Regions from separate parts of the Homo sapiens genome. Here region 1 is linked to region 2. The links are chromatin contacts, found by Hi-C or POLR2A ChIA-PET in ENCODE. All regions are on one chromosome and are shown on one strand. Each heading gives the region's core, a stretch centred on a gene start or an enhancer-like site at or near the end of the contact. The rest is flanking DNA. Distances are from core to core; before and after follow the strand shown. Region 1 holds the start of NCR1 (natural cytotoxicity triggering receptor 1). Region 2 overlaps TTYH1 (tweety family member 1).

Region 1 (4,092 bases), core at 1,575-4,074, 470 kb before region 2:
AGAAGATTTACCGTCTAAAACCATTTTTAAAAATGATACAGGGTCTTGCTCTGTTTCCCAGGCTGGAGCGCCGTGGCACTATCTTTGCTTACTGAAGCCTCGACCTCCTGGGTCAGGAGTTTGAGACCAGCCTGGTCAACATGGTGAAACCCCGTCTCTACTAAAAATGCAAAAATTAGCCGGGTGTGGTGGCACATGCCTGTAATCTCAACTACTTGGGAGGCTGAGGCAGGAGAATTGAGGCTGAGGCAGAGGTTGCAGTGAGCTGAGATTGTACCACTGCACTGCAGCGAGACTGTCTCAAAAAAAAAAAAAAAAGCCCCGGCCAGCCGCCCCGTCCGGGAGGTTGGGGGGCAGCCCCCGCCCGGCCACTGCCCCGTCTGGGAGGTGGGGGGGCGCCTCTGCCCGGCCGCCCCGTCTGGGAAGTGAGGAGCCCCTCTGCCCGGCCGCCACCCCGTCTGGGAGGTGTACCCAACAGCTCATTGAGAACGGGCCATGATGACGATGGCGGTTTTGTCGAATAGAAAAAGGGGAAATGTGGGGAAAAGAAAGAGAGATCAGATTGTTACTGTGTCTGTGTAGAAAGAAGTAGACATAGGAGACTCCATTTTGTTCTGTACTAAGACAAATTCTTCTGCTTTGGGATGCTGTTAATCTATGACCTTACCCCCAACCCCGTGCTCTCTGAAACATGTGCTGTGTCCACTCAGGGTTAAATGGATTAAGGGCGGTGCAAGATGTGCTTTGTTAAACAGATGCTTGAAGGCAGCATGCTCCTTAAGAGTCATCACCACTCCCTAATCTCAAGTACCCAGGGACACAAACACTGCGGAAGGCCGCAGGGACCTCTGCCTAGGAAAGCCAGAGACCTTTGTTCACATGTTTATCTGCTGACCTTCTCTCCACTATTGTCCTATGACCCTGCCAAATCCCCCTCTCCGAGAAACACCCAAGAATGATCAATAAATACTAAAAAAATTAAAAAAAAAAGAATAAATGAGTAGCTGTGTTCCCCTGCCAGAACCTCCAAACAAGGTCCAAAGACCCTGAGCAAATGAAAAGGCACAGACAAAAAATATATATATTTCAACACAAGTATATGACACAGAATATAGAAATAACTTTTCCTAATCAATCAAAATATAAGCAACCCAATTTAAAAATAGGCAAAAGATTTAAATAGACATTTCACAAAAGAAGATATTTGAATGGACATGAAATACTGTTGTGAGCTGCATAATGACATTTTGGCCAACAATGTACCACATATATGATGGTGGTCCCATAAGATTATAATGAAACTGAAAAATTCCTATTGCCTGATGACATCATAGCCTTCCTAGCACAAAGTATTGCTCATGTGTTTTTGGTGTTGCTGGTATAAACAAACCTAATTGTATAGCACATACAATTATGTATGTATATGTAACTATGTATAATACTTGATAATAATAATAAACAACCATATTGTTAAAAAAAAAAAAAAGCTAATTTTTTTTTTTTTTTAGAAAACCACCACCTGGCTGGGTGTGATGGCTCACACCTGTAATCCCAGCACTTTGGGAGGGTGAGGCGGGCGGATCATCTGAGGTCAGGAGTTCGACACCACCCTGGCCAACATGGTGAAACCCCATCTCTACTAAAAATACAAAATGTGGCGTAGTGGTGGGTGCCTGTGATCCCAGCTACTTGGGAAGCTGAGGCTGGAGAATCACTTGAACCCAGGAGGTGGAGGTTGCAGTGACTGGAGATTGCACCACTGCACTCCAGCCTGGGTGACAAGAGCGAAACTCCGTCTCAAAACAGATAAAAAAAAAAAAAACCCACCACCTGTGATGGGTGAGGGAAGCAAAGTGTAAGCCACTGCGCCTGGCCCACAGGCATTGTTTTTGAGGACATTCCTCAGTCATACCCCTGCATACAAATATCTATCTCAGAATCTGTGTCATGGAGAAACTGACTGAGGACACATCTGCTCCTAGGACGTAGAGACACGGTCTGCAGACAACCCCTTGTAGGCAAGGATTGTGATGGGGATCACCCCTCCTTCCAGCCTCCTACCGAGACAAGCAGTGTCTGAGTGGGGCTTGGAAGAGTTCATAGATGATGCTGCATCCCGGATGCAGACTGAGATCACTCTCCAGTTAGAGAACCGGACAGTTACCTGTTACCACCAGATCCAGCAAGTTGCTGGGCTCTGACCAGAGCTCCCCAACCCGATAGATGCAGCTGTATTGCCCTGCCATGCGGGAGTTCATGTCCGGGATGTAGAATTGGACTTTGTTAATCCGCTCAGGGGGTTTTGGTCTGTCCACGGCAAAAAGGCTTCCTTCAAAGTGCAGCTGGTATTCAACAGCCCCATAATTTCCCTGGCAACAGATGGTCACTTGCTTTTCCTTTGGAACCATGAAATGGGGCTCGGCCCAGATGAACGGTTTTGGGAGAGTCTCTGGAAGGGAATCAGAGGCTGGAGTTCCAGCGGAGCCCCCTCCCCCCAACCTTAGGCTCCACCCAGCTGCTGGCCCCAAGCTCTCCTGGGAAGCCAGCACCCTGTCCCCTCACCCCAGCCGTGCTTGGGTGGAAGGAGCTTGGCCTGAATCCGGAAGAGTGACCCTGGGCTTTGAAGGAAGGACTCACGCTGCTGGGCGCTGATCCTCTGACTCAGACACAGCCCTGGAAGACGGGAGTAATGAGACCTGTTGCCTCCCAGGCACACCGTGATCCCATTCCCCTTCCACGCCAGAACTCACCGACGCAGAGCAGGGCAGGGAGTGTGGAAGACATCGCTCAGATTCTGCCGGCCTAGTGCTGAGCAGTGGGGACTGAGCCGGGCGGGCCAGGGAGATAGATACACAGGAAGTGGTGGGTGAGCACCAGCGCCCATCACCAGAGCGCTTTCACGTTGACTGCTTTCATCAGAACGTTCACAACTCCCCTCCGCCTCTGACCATGAGCTTACAGAAAGGCCGTGGTCCCTCTGACACATCTGTGGTCTAGCCAGCAACTCTGACAATTGTCTGCTCAGCCCAAAATGCATTTCTGGGTCAACTTCTCAATTCTGCAATGTGGAGGTCGTACCCAGAGCTGACTGTGGGAAGTTGTGCCCAATCATGCCCAGAGGAAACCCCCTGAGAATCGTATAAAAACATAGGGAGTTTCACAGTGAGATACTGGAACAGGAATTAAAAGAAATTACAGAATGTGTAAACAAAAACTCAGTTGTATTTAAGAAAACCCAGTTCCCCCCGAGGAAGAGAAAGAGGTGGAGTCCTTTAAACATGAACTGCCTGTTTTTCTGTCTGTGGCTAGTGAGCCTTATCTCTCCCTTTCCCAGGCATTGTGAAGACCCTGTTTCTCTTGCCGTGCGGCTGCAAGGTCACTAGACAGGATAACCTCAAGTCGTAAAACATATTTTTCTTGAAAAGTAAGGAATAATGTGATGCATGTCTCAATTGAATAACTGCCTTTGTTTCTTGCTTCTGTAATATGCTTCCCCCTGCACAGATCTCCCCCAACCCCACAAAATGCTTAAAAGGTAACCGGACTCTCTGTTCGAGCCTCAGTCTTTTTGGATGTTAATCTGACTGGGGCCGGTGCACCTAAATAATAATAATAATAATAAATCCTCCTCAACCCCTCGGTCTCTCTGATTCCTAAATTATCCCTCAACAATACCATCTCACACCAGTCAGAATGGCCATTACTGAAAAGCCAGAAATTAACAGATGCTGGTGAGATTGTGGAGCAAAGGGGACACTTATACACTGTTGGTGGGTGTAAATTAGTTCAGCCACTGTGGAAAGCAGTTTGGTTTGGAGATATTTCAGAGAACTACAAACAGAGTTACCATTCAGCCCAGCAATCCCATCGCTGGGTATATAGCCAAAGGAAAATAAATCATTCTACCAAAAAGACACATGCACTTGTATGTTCATTGCAGCAGGATTCACAATAGTGAAGACATGGAATCCACCCAGGTCCCATCAGAGGTGGACTGGATAAAGACAATGTGATATGTATACACCACAGAACGCTATACAGCCTTGAAAAATCACAAGATTATGTCCTTTGCAGCAACATGGATGCAGCTAG
Region 2 (3,893 bases), core at 602-3,101:
TGATGCAGGCTGGAGGGCCTGCCCGGTGCGATCCACCCAGCAGGAGGCACGCAGCCCATGCCTGGAGCAGCTCGGAGGGCGGGAGGGGGGCAGAGGCCCGGCTGCAGGAGCTGGGGTGGCCCTTGGAAGCTCACCGAAGAGGGGAGCCAGGCTCCAGTCCAGCCGGGAGGAGGGGCTCAGATAGACGACTGCCACTGCACAAAGCGCTTGGATTCCTGCTAGGAGATTCGGGGTAGCGGGGGAGAGGAGGGAATGGAGTGGGAATTGGCTTTGTACTGTGGGACCCCAGCCCCTCCTCCCTCAGACCCAGGAGTCCGGGCCCCAGCCCCTCCTCCCTCAGACCCAGGCGGCCAGGCCCTCAGCTCCTCCTCCCTCAGACCCAGGAGTTCAGGACCCCCCGCCCCTCCTCCCTCAGACCCAGGCATCCAGTACCTGAGGGTTGAAAGGGTCGTCATCGTCTGTGTCATCGTAGTCGTCACTGGGGTTTGATGCGGGGCATGGCAGAGAGGCGGGATGGGGACCCATCAGGAGGCTGCACCCCCCACCCCCACTGCCACCGTGGTCCCCAGGTGCTGCCCCTCCTCTTCCCTCCCCAGGACCCTACCCTCCCCCGCTCCTGACCTGGGTGGGAAGAGGGCCCAGGCTCGGGGCAGGCTGCAGAGGGCAGTGGCCAGCGCTCCTGCAGACAGCAGGGAGAAGAGTAGCAGGAAGAGCAGGCCTTCCAGGGCGTCTTCGCACAGGCCCCGCAGGGCTGCACCATAGTCCTGAGGGGAGGGCGTCATCAGGCCATGCGTCCCCACCCCCTCCCCCATCGGCACACACTGTGCACATCAGTCTGACCGTCCTCCCGGCTGTGGTACTGCACACGTCAACTGACCACTCTGTGCCTCAGTTTCCCCTGTCAAAGGGCAGTTCTGAGAATACAGTGGGTACAGTGGGGTCTTTGGTGTGATAGGCCTGGCACTCAGGAATTAATTGCCCAGCCTCCAGACTTGGCTTCTCCTGAGCTGCACCCGCCCTTGTCATTGCAGGCCCCTATCTCCCTTTCACATGGGTCCTCCCCAGTCAGCACCCCACATCTAGAACCAGTCCAGCATCTCCCACCAGCCCTGGGCCCTCTCCTCCATCTTCATCTACCCAGGAACGTGAGAACTGCTACTTCCGTTTCCCTTCTCCCTCCCGGCAGCGGCACCTCCTGCAAGAGCATCCTCCCCTGCACCAAGCGCCCACAGGCCAGCCACCGCCAGCTCCGCCTTGGTCCAGGGGCGAGGGCTTCATAACCTGGGCCCTGCTGACATTTTGAGCCAGATCATTCTCTGTGGTGACGGCGCTGCCCTGTGTGTTGTGGGGTGCTGAGCAGCCCCACTCAGCTCCACCCACCAGATGCCAGGAGCACCCCCTCCTGCAGTGTGACAACCAACAGCAACTCGGCACCCGGCCAGGTGTCCCTGGGGGCAGAACTCCTCACCCAGCCAGGTGTCCCTGGGGGCAGAATCACTGGCCTAGAGCACGTGGAACAGCACGTCGAAAAACCAACCAGTGGCTCAAGATGACACCGCGCACACAATACACACTCAACATGCCAACAAATGCTGGCTCTGATGACTGTCGTCCCAAGAAATCAGCAGAAACGGCCTTCACCGAGTGCTAAGCACCTGCACAGCGTATGTATTCAGTGGGGGTTGACAGAGCCTGCTCTGCCCCAGGCGCTGCCCCCAGTACCAGGAAACTTCGGTAAACAGGACCGAGAAGGTCATCTCAGAGGCTGGTGTGCAACGAGGTAGGAGGGCGGGGGTCAGTGCAGGGCAGGGGTAGGTCGGGTAACCCCACTAGCAGGGATGGGTCCTCCAGGAAGGAGCCAGGCAGAGGGCTGTGCAGAGGAAGCTGGGAGGGGCTGAGGCCAGAGGCAGACAGATCCAGGACTGACCACCCAGGCCCTTGTAGGTCAGGGCGAGGAACAGGGATTTTAATCCATGTCTGAGGGGAATCACTGAGCGTTTTAAGCAGAGGAAGAACTTGATCGGATTGTGTTTTAAAAGGATCACCTGGCTGGCTGGCTGCTGCATGGAGGACAGACGGGGGTAGGCGAGGGGGGACAGGGAAGAGGCCCCTGTGGTCATGGTGGCTAGGATGCGGGGACCAGGGCACAGCAATGGTGGTAGGAACAGCGGTGGGAGTCCATATAGGTTTCAGAGGAAGGGCCAACAGAACTTGTTCTGAGAATGGTTGTGGGAGCTAAGAGCCTGAGTTTCTGGCAGGAGCACCTGGTTGAGGTGGGGTGTCTGTTACTAAGCCAGTGAGGGTTGGGGTACGGACCTGTCGGGGCAATGGAGGCTCTGTTTTGAGAGTATTGGTACATGCACACTGTCCTTCATCCTCACAACAGCCCTGCCAGGCAGACACTGACCCTCTCACGCTGCCGCCTCTTGCAATGGTGGAAAGAAGTTGCAGCCCAGAGAAGGCAAGCTACTTGCCCAGAGTCACACTGTCTGGAAGGGGCAGAAGCGATATTGGAGCTGATTCTCTTAGGCTCCAGTGCCCTCCCTCCTTCATCCTCATCCCTGATGTCCCTTATTGTTGATTTTTTTTTTTTTAATAGAGATGGGGTTTCACCATGTTGGCCAGGCTGGTCTTGAACTCCTGAGCTCAAGGAGTTCTGATCTGCCCCACTGGGCCTCCCAAAGTGCTGGGTTTATAGGCACGAGGCACCCATCCCTAGCCCCCTCCTATTTTTTTTTTTTTTTTTGAGACGGATTCTCGCTCTGTCACCCCGGCTGGAGTGCAGTGGCTCGATCTCAGCTCACTGCAACCTCCACTGCCCAGGTTCAAGCAATTCTCGTGCCTCAGCCTCCTGAGTAGCTAGGAATACAGGGGTGTGCCACCACGCCCGGCTAGTTTTTTTGTATTTTTAGTAGAGATGGGATTTCGCCATGCTGGCCAGGCTGGTCTCAAACTCCTGACCTCTGGTGATCCGCCCACCTTGGTTTCCCAAAGTGCTGGGATTACAGGCGTGAGCCACAGTGCCCGGCCCCGCCGCTTATTCTTGATTTTAATCTGTGAGGACCCTGGCACACTGACAGGGGAGATGGAGACCCAGGGTCTCATGGTGCAGTGGTAGGGAAGGGTAGAGTGATCTGTCCTCTTCCTTCCCTTCCCTCCCTCCACAAAGGAGTCTGGGGGCCTGTATTCCAGCCCAGTTTCTGCCTAGGCCACAGAAAAGCGCCTGAACCCCAGTTTATCCTTATGCAAAAGATCAGGGCAGCCCTGGGCTGGGTGGGGGCCCAGCCTTTCTCAGCTCAATAGTCAGCAATTCTGAGCATGGCTTCAGTGCTTACTCCCCACTCCCTTTTTGGAATGCCAGTTCCAGAAGGGTGGGAGGCAGTGGGAGCCACAGAAGGGGTCTGTCTGAGCCAGACCAGGGAAAGCTCAGATCCATGCGATGGCGTAGACAAATCCCTCTTGGGTAGGGTTGCCAGATCAAATTCAGGACTTCCAGTTACATTTGAGTATCGGATGCCCAATACATAATTTTCTAGTATAAGTATCTCCCCAGCATTGCACCGGGCGTACTTATAGCAGAGTGGTTTGCTGTTTGCTGAATCTGGCAGCCCTATTCTAGGGTCCATGGGGGGATGGATGGGGAGGGGGCCATGCTTCCTTCTGCAGGGGAGAGAACGAGGCCTCAGCTGCGGCAGGGGCATTGGGCATTGAGAGTAGATGGATGAAGACATTCCAGAAGCAGAAAGGACAAAACTGGGCAACTGCCTGGCTGTGGGGGGCAGAGGGCGGGGCCCTCCGGAAGGTCCCTCTCTCCTCAGTGTGCATGGGCTGGCTGGCCGTGTGACCTTGGGAAGGTCCCTCAACTCTGCTCCTCATCTTCTAACCTGTTAGGT

What was found. A loop is a pair of places that touch in the nucleus more often than their neighbours do. ChIA-PET counts read pairs that join two places held with the same protein, here RNA polymerase II (POLR2A). Pooled maps may share reads with other maps.
Region 1: POLR2A ChIA-PET joins it to region 2 with 13 read pairs in H1. The contact joins the promoter of NCR1 here to the enhancer-like site in region 2. A Hi-C loop is called at or near these places in 1 of 50 pooled maps. POLR2A ChIA-PET finds 5 or more read pairs at or near these places in 4 of 52 experiments (GM12878, H1, HEK293 and 1 more).

Annotation. Positions count from the first base shown.
Region 1 is chr19:54,904,880-54,908,971 of GRCh38, reverse strand. It overlaps NCR1 (natural cytotoxicity triggering receptor 1), which reads right to left and starts at 2,824. Exons shown (of 7, transcript NM_004829.7): 1 at 2,751-2,824; 2 at 2,638-2,673; 3 at 2,165-2,449. The coding sequence starts at 2,784.
Region 2 is chr19:54,432,413-54,436,305 of GRCh38, reverse strand. TTYH1 (tweety family member 1) reads right to left here. Exons shown (of 14, transcript NM_020659.4): 11 at 622-764; 12 at 433-478; 13 at 135-215. The coding sequence ends at 177. Among named protein-coding and RNA genes, the nearest start is that of LENG8-AS1, 15 kb to the left of the region's middle. Within about 2 kb of position 1,851, at least 3 of the 41 ENCODE cell types and tissues checked have a DNase peak (open chromatin) inside an H3K27ac peak, as active enhancers do.